Regions from separate parts of the Mus musculus genome. Here region 1 is linked to region 2. The links are chromatin loops, found by intact Hi-C in ENCODE. Cell type or tissue: heart. All regions are shown on one strand. Each heading gives the region's core, and the rest is flanking DNA. Links, peaks and the distances in the headings are about the cores only. Region 1 overlaps Gm31881 (a long non-coding RNA gene). Region 2 holds the start of Ptgfr (prostaglandin F receptor).

Region 1 (8,746 bases), core at 1,278-6,277, 250 kb after region 2:
CTGTCCACAGTGGTCTGTGCCCTCCCACACTAACTACAAATTAAGAAAATACTCTACAGGCTTGCCTACAGCCAGTTCTTACAAAGACATTTTCTCAAGACGCTCCCTCCTCTCTGATGACTCTGACTTGTGTCAAGTTGACATAAAACTAGCCAGTGCATGCCCTTAAAAGGTTGAAAGACTATTCCAGATTCATAGAAAGTGAATCATATAGATCCCTGTAACTGTCAATCAAGAAAACACAGCCCTGGACTAGAGAGATGGCTCAGTGGTTAAGAGCACCGGCTGCTCTTCCGAAGGTCATGAGTTCAAATCCCAGCAACCACATGGTGGCTCACAACCATCTGTAATGAAATCTGACGCCCTCTTCTGGTGCATCTGAAGACAGCTACAGTGTACTGAGATATAATAATAAATAAATCTTTAAAAAAGAAAAAGAAAAGACAGCCCATCACAGGCTACTAAGATCCATATGCAACATTTGTTGGGATATTTGGCTTCAATTAAAAAGAGGATGGCATACTAATAAACAAACAGTGGTGTCAAAAGTGAACCACAAATCAGCAATGTCAATGAATCTAACAATAGCTTAATGCCTGGCTGTGATGGTTTGTATATGGTTAGCCCAAGGAGTGACACTATTTGGAGGTATGACCTGTTGGAATAAGTATGTCATTGTGGGCTTGTGCTTTAAGACCCTTGTCCTAACTTCCTAGAAACTGGTGTTCTGCTAGCAGCCTTCAGATAAACATAGAGAACTCTCAGGTCTGCCCAAAACCATGCCTACCTCCTTGATGAACCTCTGAACCTGTAAGCCAGCCCCAATTAAATGTCCTTTATAAGACTTGCATTGTTCATGGTGTCTGTTCACAGAAGTAAAACCAAATGGTCCATGCCACTCCTGGAGCAAAAGACTAAATTCTGGAAGTTAGATAATCCTATTCTCAACTAGACAGAGTACTGTGCAGGGAGACTGAAGGAATGGCCAACCAGTGACCAACCCAACTTGACACCCATCCCATGGGCAGGCACCAATCCCTGACACTGAGTGATGCTGTGTTATGCTTGCAAACAGGAACCTTGGTTCTCTGAGAGGCTCTACCCAGCAACTGACTGAGCTATATGCAGAGACCCATAGCCAAATATTAGACAGAGGTAAGGGACCCCTAAGGAAGAGTTAAGGGAAAGATTGAAGGAGCTGAAGGGGATGGCAACCCCACAGGTAGACCAGTGGTGCCAGCTAACCTGGACCCCTGGGAGCTCCCAGAGACTGAGCTAACAACCAAAGAGCATGGGCTGCTCAGAGGCCCCTCACATATGCAGCAGACAGAGGACTGCCTTGTCTGACCTCAGTGGGAGAAGGTGCCTAATCCTACAGGGATTTGATGCACCAGGATGGAGTGATATGGGGGGGGGGGGGCGGAGACCCCTCTCAGAGGTGAAAGATAGGGCACTTGGGGGAGGAACTCTGAGAATGGGAACCAGGAGGGGGCAGCATTTGGGATATAAATGCATAATTTTTTTTAAATTTAGAAAACCAATACAACAAAACAAAGAGTGCTGCTCAGGGAAGGCCTTCCCCTTAGGCGTGGAAGACACTTATCCTTTGGCATCCCCTCTCCCATGGATACGTGATGTCATGACCAGTTGTGAAACCCAGAGCAGACCTCTCCGTTGACGGAGTTGATTCATGATCCTGCCGCTCTCTCCTAGGCAACTCCACCTCCCACAGACACCACCCTACAGAAATCACCCACAGACACCACCCTACAGAAATCACCCACAGACACCACCCTACAGAAATCACCCACAGACACCATCCTACAGAAATCACCCACAGACACCATCCTACAGAAATCACCCACAGACACCATCCTACAGAAATCACCCACAGACACCATCCTACAGAAATCACCCACAGACACTATCCTACAGAAATCACTCCTGTGTATCCTGGACCATGAAGGCACAAGTGTACCGGATAAAGTACAAGTTCTCTGTCGTTATGATTATAGGAAACTAGGGCAAAAGCCACTTTTAAAACTTTCAGGTAGAGGAGGTGGCTCTGTGGTTTGGTGGAGGTGCTTTCTGCCCAGCCTTAGAACCTGAGTTCCACCCCAGAACCCACAGAAAACACTGGATTCAGTCACACACCTCTGTAGTACCTGCTCTCTCACCGTGAGACACGAAGGTACAGTCAGAGAATCAGCCAGAAGCTCAAGGGCCAGCCAGCTTGAAGCACAGAGCACATCAGGAAAAGAGCAACAGGAGACCCTGACTCGGAACAGAGGCGAAGGCGAGGACCAACACGCCACCGTTTTCCCTGACGGCCACATGCGTGCAGTGACTCGTGACCATGCAAACACGCACATCATACGCATGAACACAAAACTAATTATTCACTAATTAACTAAAGGTGCCAAGGCTACATATGCTTCTAAGGAAATAAAAACAAATGAAAAATCTTGTCTATAACAAATGTCATATTTAACCACGGTTAACAGGAGCATCGGGAGACAGTAGAATTAAAACATAAGTCACAGGAAGATTCCCAAGATAAAACTGCTCTCGCTCAAAGCGATGGCAAATTACTTAAATATGAAAAATGCCACAAAGAATAAGAAGCTCAAGTGACCGCAGTTAGAACAGTAAAACCTGAATCAACCTCCGGACAGAATTCTATCATAATAAAGATGAAAGCCTTTTCATGAGCTGCAGAGTATTGATCATTAGCTGCCACGAAGCTTGGCTTGCTTATTCAAGCAAAGAACCATTTAATTCACAATTTCCTGTTTGCCCAAAACTCGTTTAAAAGTTTTGCAGCCACGAATTAAGCTTTAAAATTTTTTAATGCGCCTGTTTAATTTTCTGCTTGGTATGAAGTCGTCTATAATTTTCACAGGATATTAAGCACAATCATTCCGGCAGCGCTCCACCAGTCAGCGCCTCTCCGGGTTAGTGGAACCTGGGCTGATTTTGGTAGAATTTGTCATCAGCCTCAATACTCTCAGAGACACCAAGTGCAGTCCCCAAGGCTCAGAAGAGTAGCTGAGTATCAGAGACACTTTAGCTGTCACCTGGCTGTGCTTAAGAATCAGACTAGACAGGCCAGAATGAAGACTACACCAAACACCTGACAGACCTATCGGAATCACAAGGGAAAGAAAGGCAGCTTCGAGGTGGCAGCCCGTGCAGGTAGTGCCACCTACTGGTCAGACGAGGTAGAAAACAAAAAGCAGGGTTGGCCCACCTGGGCCATGAAATGAGATAGGCTCACCTGGATGAGCCTACCTGGAAGACAGTTAATTCACTTTCATGTATTATTATTGTTATTATTATTACATTTAATGTTTAATTTGATATTATTGTTATTATATTATTATGACAGTTCATTCACTTTAGATTGTTATTATTATGAGTGTTTTGCCTGCACGCACGTTTGTGCCCAGAGACCAGAATTGGATATCAGATGCCCTACAATGGAGTTACACAGGGTCATGCTCCACCATGTGGGTGCTGGGAATCTAACCCAGGCACTATGAAAGAGCACTCAGTGCTCTTAACCGTTGAGCCATCTCTCTAGCTCTGAATTAATTTACTTTTTAAAAGACTAATCCCAACTGACTATTGATGTTTAATCAAGAAAACTGAAGGAGTGGTATGGTCATAGTTCATAGAGTTCAGAATGACCAATTATAACATGGACCTCATTCCAGCTGCCTTCCCACTCCAGATCCACCCTGGCCCTCAGCTAAAGCGGGATGCATTGAGTACACCCCCTGACAAGTGGATCACCCCTGAAGGAGAAACTTTTTGGGTTTTAGTCAGTACAGTTAAAGGTAGTTTTATTTGGAGTTTAATATTGATGACAGCCTTTCAGATATTCCTTATGTATTAAGTGAAAAAACAAAAACAAAATACCTTGTTCATTCAGTCCAAACAACAAAGTTACGCATTAGCTGGGACCAAATCAATTAAACCATGAGATCACTTACACCAGCAAAGGCATTGTAAGATTGGTAAAGCCAGTTCTTACTTGCCGAGAAATGGTCCCAATCTTTGATTTCTTTAAAAAAAAAAAAAAAAAAAAAAAAAAAAAAAAAAAAAAAAACTTTTAAGCCATCCTGGGAAGAACACATAGAGCAATGAGTGCACTATTAAATACAAAGTCCTAGCATAGTCGTTACTCACTTCAGTTTTCCTCACCTAAAGAACCAAGTACTTTTGCATCTAAAATCCACCATCTGATAATCTAAACCTGCTGGTTAGCCTGGCCTCGAGGAGGCGGCTCTTTGTTCGGGTAGTGAGAGCTGTTAGCTGAGTCTACAGCCTTGCTTTCTGGGCCCTCATTCCCTACAGCTTTCCTTGGTTGGGTGATGTACACTTCACATTGTTCCCGTAAAACGTTAACAGAGTCGGCTTTGCAGAGAGCTGAGAATTTGACTCCAAATCCTGTTCAAGTCCTGAATTTGCCACTAGCTACATATGTGCCCTTGAGCAAGTGACTTAATTTCCCACAACCTACTTTTTTAAAATATTTAAAAATGAGGTGAACGTTACTCAAGGGGTTGCTAAGGATTACCTGAAGTGGCTGACTAAATACTTGTTGACATTCTTCATTGTCTTAGTTAGGGTTTTATGGCTGTGAAGAGACTCCATGACCAAGGGAAATGTTATAAAGGAAAACATTTAATTGGGGCTGGCTGAAAGGTTCAGAGAGTCGGTCCATTATCAGCATGGCAGGAGCACGGCAGCATCCAGGCAGGCACGGTGCTGGAGAAGGAGCTGAGAGTTCTACATCTTGATCCAAAGGCAACAGAAGGAGGCTGCCACACTGGACATAGCTTGAGCATATAAGACCTCAAAGCCCACCCCCACAGTGACACACTTCCTCCAACAAGGCCACACCTCTTAAACATGACACTCCCTGGGAGCCAATCGTTCAAACAGTGTGTCTATGAGGACCATTCCTATTCAAACCACCATACACACCAATAATTGGGGTAGTGTTTAAGTTTGCAATTTTGTGTTGAGCTACACTCACAGTCTGTCCTTGGCTGCATAGAGCCCATGGGCTACAAGTTAGATATAACTTAAAAAAAAAAAAGTCAGTATTATGTTTTAAAAAATGAAGGCCTGAGTAATCATAATATTCCTGTCACGTTTATTCAAATAACACTAAAATTCAGTGGGGAGATGGCTCAGGGTAAAGTGCTTGCTATGAAAGCATGGGGACCTGAGTTCTAATCCACAGCTCCCCTGTAAACACTGGGTATAGTATGTGTCTGCAATCCCCGTGCTAAGGAGGCAGATCCCTGGAGCTCACCAGCCAGCCAGCCTAACCAAGTCGATGAGTCCCAGGTTCAGTGAGAAACCCTGTCTCAAAAAAAACTGAGCTAAAGAGCAACTGAGGAAGACACCGATGTCAACCTCTGGCCTCCACATGAGCAAGTACTGACACGTGCAGCCATGTGCACATGTACAAACACACACACACACACACACACACACACACACACACCACATCAAACTACACAAGAGGAAATGAAAGCACTCACTGTACATTGCCAAAGGGAGCAAAGATCACAAACAGATGTTTCTGCAGGTGTGGAGACGGAATGACCTGAAGAACTGACCTTGTTATTAGTCTCCCAGTAGAGGCAAGAGATGAGAACATTCCAGAGGGAATTCTCTTAGTGTGTGCAGCACCTGGGTCCAGCTGACACCCTTGGTAACAAGTGACCTCCAAATTCTAACAGACAAGAAGAGGTGATGCTGTTCACGGACACTGGTGCCTTGCATACCCAAGCTCTACAAAGATCACCATGACAGTGGTTTTCTGTAAGACATGGGGAAACTGAATTCTAGTCTTCCTGAAGACCTCCAAAGGAGAAACATATACAGCCCCAAGGAAATTCTCTAATTCCTACACACTCACACATACTGACACACACTCATAAACTCTCGTACATTCACATTCACACAGTCTTACTCAAACACACACATACACCAAAAAAATCATAATGATGATAAAAAAATACAATAAACATTTCAAATCTAACATCTAGTGACCAAGAATTTATATTTTTGCTATTGTTTAAACTACGATGTTTCCATGGGCCTTCTACTTCGTCTGGTAACTTTACCGGTCCTAAAACACCAGCTCTCTTTTGTGTCTCCTAAGTTATAGGCATTTCTGGAACCTCCACAGACGACTCGCTGAACAATTACTAACAGACCACAGCTCGAGCTGAAGCCTATTTTCAAATACGCACAACAGAATTAAACGGTCTGTATCCTACGGGCTGCTTGTGCTTCTCGCTAAGGATTCAAATCGCTCCTGTGCAGGGCGCAGATTAATAAATGAAGAACGTGAACCACAGCGCCGCTCTGCTGTGACGGAGGAGACAGCAAAAAGTAACGTTTTTGCCGAAAAGGACAGAGTTACCGAGGCATTAACCCAGCATGAAAAAGGCATTCCTTCTGGTTTGCCGGAGCACGCCCTCCTGGTTATCATTTCTGATTGCTGCCGAGGTGCTCTGCATCTTCCATCTGAGGTACCGGAGTGCCTGGCCACGCCCTCTTCCGCCTTACTACATGATCTGCGCTGGGGCCGGTTCTTTCCATTCCTCTTACATCCGTGAAATGCCCACGGAGGCTTAGACTGACATTTCCTCTCAATCTTCTCAATCAAGCAAGGGTCAGAGGAAGGGTGCCGGGCCTCTAAAAGAACAGGTGGACGCACTCTTCCATTCCGCCCTCCTCCTCTACATCCTTCGGGCAGCCGGTTCCTGGCAGCATTTCCTCCGATGTTTAGGAAACCGAAGACGATTGCTGCTTAAACCACATGCTCACGCGCCAAAGACAGCATGTCAGATTTTAGAGTAAAAACGCTACAAATCTAAGCACTGGCCTGGAGGCCTTAGAAGAGTTAGCAGACAGAGGTTATAGGTGAAGAAAGTAATAATAGTTAAAGGTCTGAAAAAAACAAAATCAAACACAAATGCTTCTACTTGTCATGTTTATACCTTGTACTCATGTACACACACGCACACCGGAGCACACACAGGCCCGCACACACATTCGTGCACACACAACAATTCCAACCAATTGCTTTTAAGAGCAATTTAAAAAAAATCAACCCTTGTTTTACAGAAAATGCCCTACAAACAATGAGTCAGATGAACACCTCCTCCTGCTCATTTAAAAATGAGCACCAAACTTCTAGACCTGTGGCAGACATCATCCACGGTCCATTTCCTAAACTCATCCTGTTCATGTTAACATAACAAAAGGAAAATGCTATGGGGTGAATCAGACTCTGATCCTAGTTCCCGTTATATTAAGATTATGAAGAAAGGGGTTCCCTGGAGACAGTTCAGCACTTGACCACACTGGCTGCTTTTGAAGATGACCCAGGTGCACGTCCAAGCACCCACGTGGCAGGTCACAACTGCCTGTCACTCCAGTCGGAGAGTTACAGATGGTTATAGATTCCCTCTTCTGGCCTCCTTAAGCACTTCATGCACAGGGTGTACAAACAGTTAAGCACATATATGTAACAATAAATATACAACTTCAAACATGCTCATAAACATGCAAGATGTTGAAGAAAAATACCCACAAAGCTGTTGTAATCAAGTATTTTATGTGGAAAGAGCCGTGGGTACAAACAGGGACCAAAATCACCTATGTAGAAAGATTCCTCTAAAAATTTTAAAGCTTTTGAACAAATATTAAAATGGATCACACTTTAATTTACCTTAAACACACTACATAAGAAACTATATTAAACATCATCCATAAATCAAAATTACATTTCGAAGACTGTATCTCATACACAGGAGGCTAAAGTAGAGTTCATAACAGTGTCTAAGACCCCGGAGAAGGCTGCCTGCAGAACTGTGGTCATCTCTGCAGGAACACGGGCCACGCCATCATCTTCCTTGTTTCATGTCACTGATGGCTCCCCACACGTCGAACAGGAACTCATCAGGAAAGGCAAAGTCTCCCAGAGTCTCGTCAAGAGCGACAGCAAACTCATCTGGGTTGCTCTTGTCTTTCCCAGCTTCAAACATGGTTGTAGCTGTCAACGATAATGTTTAAGAATCGATGAGCCATGAATTAGCATCAGAGGGCTGATAAAATGTTAGCAGGACCATGACTACTTACCCCAAAGCAACACACACACTTTCACTCACCAAGGGGCAGGGATAGATTTCGTTATCTGTCCACTGTACCAGGTGTGCAGCTGTCACCAACCTGAGAGCCCGTCAATTAGTTGTTTGGGGTTTTTTGTTTTGTTCTTTTTGTCTGGTGGGGCCTGTGTGTGTGTGTGTGTGTGTGTGTGTGTGTGTGTGTGCCAGAATGCAACCTTAAATGCTGTCCGTTCCCTGAAACATTCCCCACCTCTTTTCGAGAACAGGTCTCTTGTTGGCCTAGAGTTAGACTATACTGTAATCTAGCCAGCTCCAGGAATCCTCCTGTCTCTACTGCCCCAACACTAAGCTTTAAAGCACACACCACCACATCTAATATTTTCACATGGGCTCTGTGGATAAAACTTGTGCCAAGCCCTCTCCTTATCTGGATGGGTGAAGACACACTGTGAGAAACCCCATGGCTAACTTCACCAAGAAAGTCAGTTCCTGCACACAGCTCATTTCCCACAGTGACTGAGAATCTGTGTCCCTTCCCTCCCCCAGCCCCCACCACATGGAGCCAACGCTCTCCTCACCAGAGGAAC
Region 2 (8,368 bases), core at 1-5,000:
CCAGAAAGGGACTCCAGCAGACGCAGGAGACGCACATTATGGCCAGGAGCTGAATGATCATCTCCAGGTGGTGAGATCTGCCTTGCCTATGCTGCTGGCTTCTGAACTTCACTCTTAAGAGTGTGACTCCCGTGACGGCATTGCACGAGAAGGAAACACCAAGAGCTAAGAGTCCGAGGAAAGAAAAGAACAGGAGATAAAATCTGTCTTCCCAGTCTTCGATGTGCTCTGTGTTGTAGAAACACCAGGTTCTGGACGCTTGGATTTGATAATCTCGGTGTCCAAGGATGGGCAGCACAGCCACGAACACAGCAAACATGCACACACCACTCAGGATCATTTTCACGTGTTTAGATGTGATCTTCGTAGAGTGAAATATAGGATTGGTGACTCCTATACACCTCTCGATGGCCATCGCACTGCCTAGAAAAAGTGGGCACAAGCCAGAAAAGACCATGGAGATTCCAAAAATACTGCACAGGATGTTTGACTGATCAAAGCGGATCCAGTCTTTATCAGAAGCATATACAAAGACAGCTATGCCTCCGTTGATAAGGTGGCCAAAGAAGTCTGTGATCACCAGGCCACTAGCCAAAAGCAGGAAGGAAGCCTTTGACTTCTGTCTAAATCTCTGGTAGGCCTTCATGAGAATGGCGATGGCCAGGCTGTTCGATAAGATCCCCACTGTCATGAAGATGATAGAAAAAAATACTGAAAGCCGGTTCTCCGTCTGGCAGGTTGTGTTTGCGATGAGTCCAGCTGCAGGAGACACTGGCTGCTTGGAACTGTTCATAGACATTGTTGTGGAGGTAAAAGCTGTCCCCTCAAGTCATCTCTCTGTCACAACTGTGCAGTCTCGGAGTGCAGACATCTGTAGCATACAGGACAGGAATTATAAAGACCTAATTACCAGTCAGTCATCTGACATTTAGAACCAAGTGCCTCAGCACCCTGGGATGGGGTGGATTTGCCCAGCCTATCATAAGTCAGGTTGCAGGACCCTGCCGCCAGCATGCATCTGTTCTGGTTGTCTCTCTTTCAAGATAAAGATACCGCCCAAACTGACACCATCAGTTCACTTCCCTAGAAAGAGAGAGAGAAATCTAAAAAAAAAAAAAGCCATCCTGATGTATCCTTGACATCTTGAATCATTTGAAGTCTTACTAAAGCACTAAGAAGGTTAGATTTCAAACCAATGGAGTTTTTAACGCATAGCAATCTATTGAAATAACTAATCCTTTAAAATCCTGTTCTTTTCTCTGTGGGACATTGACCCCTCCCCAAGTACTTGATCCACCTGCTGGTCATAAAGCCAAGGTCATGAAAGGGCAACAAACAGAATCAATCTCTCTCTCTCTCTCTCTCTCTCTCTCTCTCTCTCTCTCTCTCACACACACACACACACACACACACACACACACCTCACACTCAGTCACACTTTGACTCATGGAAGAGTGTTGAGGCTGTGATTTCTGATCTAGCCTTCTTTCACGGGGCAGAAATCCCTGCACCAAGATGAGGAAGGGTGCTGTCAGGTTACTGTAGCCTCCAGTGAGAAATGCTGTACTGTTTGCTGTTTGGGTTTTTTGCCCCTAATGTGTTGAGTCCTAAGTCCGTGCTAGCTTCAGGACCACACCACTGGATAATTAGATTGTTTTCCCAGAGCAGCTTTCCCGGAGGCTGGGGATTTGACAGCCCAGAGGCTTTAGGTGCCTGAAGGAAAGAGGCTGGCTGCCCCCTCGGTGTCTTACTCACATTTCTACTTTCGACAGTTGCAAAGCCCACACCCCAAGGGGCCTCAGCTTGCAACATTGCCTCTAAACCTAACCAACTTGCTGAAACTTTTTGCAATTTCTCAAACTCCGGAGAGTTCTTTTCCCTCCCACCCTGGGGGGCGCCAAAGGTCTGCGGCAGCCGGGGTAAGGACCATGTAGTGCAGCCAGCAGGGAATCTCAGGGAAAGAAAGGGGTAGCCCTGTGTGCGTGCTTCTCTCCTGAGGGTGGTGGAAATCCTTGCTACTGAGCCCCATCCTTACAGTGAAGCCCCCAAGCCCTTCTTTCCTCATAGCACACCACGAATTGGGTCCAAAATCCCTGCCAGTCTCAGCCTATAGTGCTCTCCAGCGGGACCCCTGCAGCTGTTGCCACCGGAGTTTATCAACCCTGGGTTCAGCTGGAGAATCCAGGGACCGTGGGAATCCGGCCGTGGGAATGCAGCCACGGGGTTTTTACCTCGGCATCCTGAGCCACTGAGTGGTTGTGTCCGGAGCAGAAGAGCGCTGAGCCCGGTGTTCCATGGCGCAACCAGCCCTGCGCAGCCGCAACCTCGGGTTCCACCTCTCTTTCCTCCCTAGGACACTTCTGAGCACTGGATCACCCGCAGGACCTATTGTGTCCTGAACTCCAGAGCACCTAGAGATGCTCCCAGCCTCTGCAGGGTGGAGGGCTGGGTGACCTCCGCCCCTTCCTCGTCTCTCTCCTCTCCGCCCACTTTCTCTGCCCGCACAGGGTGAGGCTGCTGCACGGTCCTCTGATGCTTTGGCCACCGAGCAGCAGAAGACAACGCTTTTAGCCACCAGGCAACTACGGAAAGTTTTGCTTTAAACTCGTTTCCAAATGAAAGAGGTCATTTCCGAAGCTTCAAGACAGAAACAAGGAAAACCAAGGCATGTTTAGAGCCTGGTGTGTGGGATTGTCGGGTACAGCTTATGGGGAATGAATTAATTCCAGGTCCAACCAAAAAGGGACGCGGAAATCTGGGTAAAGGTCTGCCAGTTTGAAAGAGAACTTCTAGCAGATATCCACAGGGAGTGAATTAGAAGTTCTGGGCAACTGCTGTAAGAGGAACAGCCTTAGGCTCCACTGTCACTGGAGTGCAAGCCGGGTAAGAGTATAAAGGGAAGTGAGAGCTGCGTTCTTAAGCACCTGCTGGCCTGGGATTCGAGACCTTTTGGGAGCTTCGAAGTCCTTGAGAGAATTTCTAGTGACATCCACAACAAAGGATATACACCTTATAGATTTTGTAAAATGTACTTTGTGTTCAAGTAAAGGCGCGCTCATTTTTCATTAAGAACTGTTATTTGAGCTTGTTAAACGTATAGTGCTGTGTGAACTTGTACAATGTGAGTTCTTTTCACTATGATTGTTTTTTAGCTAATAACATCCACACCTCTGAATATGTCATTTCCAGCGCAGCACTTGTGTGCCCCTATTACCTCGATTTCCCTTCTGGCCCTAGCAAAAGGTTGTCACTAGCTGTGTAAAGAGTTCTGGAATCTGCTTCTCCATTCCAGAGCCAGAAGGTGCTTCCAAATTCCTGAAGATCGAAAGGGCTCATAAAGTGCAAAGGCAAGATAAAATAAATTAGCCATTAACTGTAGAAAAGTCCGGCTGCACACTCTCCCCCTGTGGTGGAGACAGAGCAGTTTTAATTGATATTATCATAGCGTGTTTAAACTGTGACTTGGGTATGGTCAGAGAGGTCAATGTTTTGATTAGTTGGAAAATGCTGTGTCCCGGGATGGCCAGTATCCAAAGAACAACCCTGTCACAAGCCACACTGAAAATGTGACACGGAGTGCCACTCTTTCCTTTAATGATTAACAGTCCTTGGTTGCAGCTCAGTGTGTTGATGGTTTTCCTTGTGTTTCTCTCGTGGAAATGGCCCTCTATGGGGGGGGGGGGGGTCTTCTCTGTCATTCCCCTGTTCTCACCAAATCTTTGAAGTAGTGAATTCTAGAGCCAGATTTCGATTTGGGAATCTCTGCAGCTTGGAGACAGGGGCATCTCACACCAGTGCTGTGGAACTGGGTGGGAAGGAACCAGCCTGCTCATTCAATGTCAAATTGTAGCACTCAATAAAACCAAGGCAATTGTGATTTCTTTTCCAAAGCACTACCGGAATTGCATCATTTCTTCAATCTATTCTGCATCTGTTATTGGAATTCCCTCTTTAGAACCCCATTCCTTAACCAACACATAGTTCAGACAAACTAGACATATTAATATTAGCAGGGCAAGGTGCTCTCAAAAAGTGAACAATGAACAACTTTTAATGTTGCTCCCAGGCCTATGTGCCACCCTAATCTGACTCCCAGTTCCTAGTCCCCAAAGACAGTGCTACAAAACGGGTTAATCCACAGAAAGAAAAGCCGTCAGGCAAAAACAGAAGAGCTGAAGATGAGAGGCTGACCAGCCTTTTTAAAATATATCTCATTTTGGTTTTATTGCTGCATGTGTGAAGTTGATACGCCTATAGAGCCACTTGTAGACACATCCATTCACCAGATTCAGTGAGAATTAGCCCTCTGCCTTCTAGGAGACAGATATAAATGCTCTGTGAGCAACCATGAATTGCTGTATTGTGTGGTCCCTGCCAAGAGATGAGCGTGCTTCTGCAGTAGGCATGTGATGGGGTTCCCAAACCAGCATTCTCTTTATGTTGAATGGAGACAAAGTTGATGCTAGCTTTGCCTCCACTGAAGGAGACAAGAGAGGAATGCACTGTATGGGTGGACTTAGCCATCACTACTCGGGATTAGACATGGAGCAGTTTAGACAAAAAATGTGCACACTCCATGACATTGAAATTGAAAGAAAAAAATACTCCATAAAAATCAAGGAGGAATGTTGAAAATTGAGGTTTGGCATTTTAATTAAATTGCCTGCAAAGGTTTATTGGAATTTGCCACTGAGATTAATAGAGGAACGTGCCCCAATTTGGTTATTATGGAAATTACAACTTTAGACTTAAATTCATGTTTATTATGTAAACATTTGATACATAAAAAGTAATATACGTAATGCATTTGTGAGGAGTAAATTATAAAAATGTAATACAACTTACTAAGAGACTTGCTACCTAATAAAAGATGTTTTCGCTTCCTAGAGCTGTGTGACTGAGTATCACATAGAGGGCAGTGTGAACAACAGCAATCCAGGTCTCTGGAGTGAGCAGCTAGGATCCAAGTCTTAGCTGTGGAGGAGGAAGGGTAGGTGAGAGGTTAAACAGGGCCTCCAGTGGGCTCCTCCTCTGAGAGAAGCAGAAGGGGTTGGAAGCAGAAGGTACAGTTGGTGTTGGGGACTTCTAAGAACATTTGGGTGGACTGGGTCTTGATGAGGAACTGGGTTCTAAAGAAGTGATCCCAGGAATAGATGCAAAGTAGGTTGGAAAAAATGATGCGATTTCTGTAGCTCTTTGAAAAAGAAATGGCTGCTGTTCTGACTTTATGAAGTGAGCACTTCGATTTGACATTGGTTGCGTGCGCATTGCTTTTCTCTCCATACCTAGAGCTGTTCTGCAACAGAGCCAAAAGTTCTGCTCACTCGGCTATCTGCCCCATGTCCCTTCTGTATGAGAATGAAAGCAACCCAGGCTCCATTCCTGAGTGAGTGGAAGAAGCCTGCCACAAAGTGGGCATAGGGCAGGTAATGCAAATAGCCTTCTTTCTTTTAAAAAAATATATTTATTTTTAAACTACACTTCTGTGTTCGTTTTCTGTGCATGTGGAGGGAGTGTGGTCCACAAGTGTAAACATGTCATAGAGTGCACGAGAAAGTCAAAGGACAATTTGCGGGAGTAGGTTCTCTCCTTCTATCACGTGGCTCTCGGGATCACACTCAGACCATCAGACTCAGTGGTGAGTGCCTTTACTGTCTCCCTGGCCCTCAGAAACACCTTTCCATCCAACTTCTTCTCAACTCTCTTTTCTTCTTATCCACTAGCCTTTTTACACTGTCACCATCAATAGTTAACAGCAACAAAAAAAATGACATGGCTGGTCTGAGATATTGTGAAAGAATGTGGATTGGATATTGCAAAACCTTCTGTACTCAAACCAAAACAATGCAGACATCTGTCTTTCTTCTGGTTTAGTTCTCAGCAGCAATCTCGGGTATAAGGGACACAGCTTTATGTTTTCATTAAAGCCAGGGTTGCATGAAGACTTGGGAAGAATACGAGTCTGTGGTGAGACACGCTTGGTTTTCTCCTCATGTCCCTGCTGTTTGAGAAGCTAAGTTACTAGACGTCTTTGTGTTTGGGGTCACACATCTGTTTTAAGTCACTTCATTAATTCATTCATCTATTCATTTGTTCTTGAGGATCTACTGTAGTGTATAAAGCTGCCATTCATACAATGACCGCCTACGAAATAGACATCAATCTTTCTCGTGTAGTACAGATTCCTGAAGAATGACTGGGAGTCAGTTATTGTCTGAGCAATTGGGGCGAGGTTGTAAAAGATAGAGAGAATCCTGTACAAATTACTACAGATCTCAGAATCTAAGGATGGGGCTGAAGCAAAGACTTGAAAGGGTAAGGAAAAGAGGTAAGGTTTAGGGGAGAAGTAATTGAGTTGCCTGGGAAGAGCACTGAAATCTAGGGTAAGTGGAATAGAATTGGTAAGAGCGCATCCAGCATAGTACGTCACAATGGGACTAGAGTGCTGATGGTCCCATAGATCATTATCTACTTTCTATAAGATTAACTATGTTGGTTAATTGTTTGCAATAAAGAATTCTGTCCAACATTGATTTGTTTAATTATTATAAACAATAATTATTATTATCCTCTTGTGAACTGAGACTCTGGGGAGTTGTTTGGGGAGACTGGTAATGTATTTCAGTTGTAAATGAGGAACTAATAAAATCACGTGATATTATATAAAGATATATCAACACATCTGGTTTAACAGACTGAGTGCTAGATATCTTTAAACTACTTAACTTGATCCTTGTAACAAGTCTGTGGTGTGGATAGTCATGTTGTGTCTTTCCATCATAACAAGGAAGAAAACAAGAAGTAAGACATCTGGCAATTTTCTTAGGTTATATACTATCATCATGTGTGAAAAAATCATGGATTTGGTCGATGTTCTTCATGGCGGCCATACTACTGGCTGCTAATAGTATACAGTAGTATTAGCTGCATGAGAAGGTCAGAGGAGAGGCAAATGCATCTAGAGACACTGAGAGCGGGGGTTGTTACTGCAAGAGTTATTGTACATGTAACCACAACTAAGACATGCTGGTATACAACTTCTCATCCAATATGACTGAGGTCTTTATGCATAGATAGCCTATGACGGTGTACCACAGAGGTTTCCACACACGTGAAAATCAAGGTAGAACCTAAATTGATACGTCTACAGAGCCAGGACTGCTCAGGATCACCAGGCAAGCACCAGGCAGGCAAATGACAGGGGATGGAACCCCCACAGCTCTCAGGGAACCTAACCTCACTGTCACCACCACCAGGCCTACAATCATATGAGACACTACAGTTTTGTCTTTCCCTAAACTCACCATGGAACTGAGGATAACCTTTGGCTTCTGATACCTGTGTTTCATGTCTCAAGTCTGGGGTTTTGGGCGTGGACTCTTATACAGTGCTAAGAACAAATTCAGAGCCTTGTATGTGTTAGGTGAGTGTCATAATAATTGAGCTACATCCCTAGCTCCACTTTATGTTGTGTATGCTATCCAGTTTGTGGTACTTGGTTACACAGCTCTAGAAAACAAATACAATCCTTTAGTGGGTATTAGATTCACTGATTAATTTTATTATATTCAATCAGCCCACACAGTCTCATTGAACATGGAGTCTAATGGTTGCTATGTTTCAAGTCAACAGTGGACAGCCCCCATCCTGACATCTTAATTATTACTTTTGTAAGCTTATGTGTTGTAAGTAAACTCCAACAGAAGACTAGACCATGGGCCAGGAACCTGGAACTTCCCTGAGAAGGGTCTCCCTAAAACAGCTTCTTACCCAGCACTTAAGTGAGAGTGGACTAGAGGATATGTCTTCCTTCCCTTGGCATTAATGCAAACCAGCTTAAGACCAAACTCTTCCCCAGGGAAGGATAGAAGCAGTCACTGGGCATGTTTGATAACGGAGAAAGAAGAATGTGTAGGGGCTTGGGGATAGGAAAGTCCATTGCTTACTGTACTGAGAGGATGACCTCAGGAGCCACGGGGCTCAGCAAGGCACAGATGCACTCTAAACCACTAGGCAGGAGCCTTGGCTGCCTGTGAGGATCACATTGGACCCATATGGGGTCCTTTATCTGGACTCCATCTGCAAAGGGTGCCACACCCTCCTAATAAGGTCATGGACTCTTAAATAAAACTTCTACAATGGGACTCTCAAGGACTTTTGATATCTAAACCCCAACAGTAGCTGTGAAGGACTTCTTGCATCTGTCTCCTAACCTTGGAGTAATTCCAGTTGCCCAAGATCAGGGCTCTACTTCTTTAAGTTGATCACCCCCAGCCTAGTCCCTCTTTCTTCCCACTTCATATTATACCACATGGTGTTGATTAATTAATCCACATGAATTAAGCAAGACAAAATCTTCCTAAAATTA

The links. Hi-C counts contacts between places; a loop is a spot of excess contacts. Peaks named below come from ENCODE experiments on the same cell type or tissue, not always from the same donor. Only the 100,000 strongest peaks of a DNase experiment are listed, where the experiment ranks them.
Region 1: it touches region 2 in a loop (7-fold over the local background); 17 of 42 quality-filtered maps call a loop at or near these places.

The regions. Positions count from the first base shown.
Region 1 is chr3:152,086,210-152,094,955 of GRCm38, forward strand. All of the region lies in intron 1 of Gm31881 (a long non-coding RNA gene), which reads left to right. It overlaps Gipc2 (GIPC PDZ domain containing family, member 2), which reads right to left. Exons shown (of 6, transcript NM_016867.1): 6 at 7,632-8,086. The coding sequence ends at 7,938. Among named protein-coding and RNA genes, the nearest start is that of Gm31881, 6.6 kb to the left of the region's middle. In heart, for the core only: a CTCF peak has its summit at 3,228 (motif pointing left); no DNase peak of the experiment used is centred there; H3K4me3 peaks cover 27 bases.
Region 2 is chr3:151,835,071-151,843,438 of GRCm38, forward strand. It overlaps Ptgfr (prostaglandin F receptor), which reads right to left and starts at 2,458. Exons shown (of 3, transcript NM_008966.3): 1 at 2,232-2,458; 2 at 2-871. The coding sequence starts at 799. In heart, for the core only: a CTCF peak has its summit at 1,889; DNase peaks (open chromatin) are centred at 1,851 and 2,331; H3K4me3 peaks cover 1,321 bases; H3K27ac peaks cover 682 bases; H3K27me3 peaks cover 1,121 bases.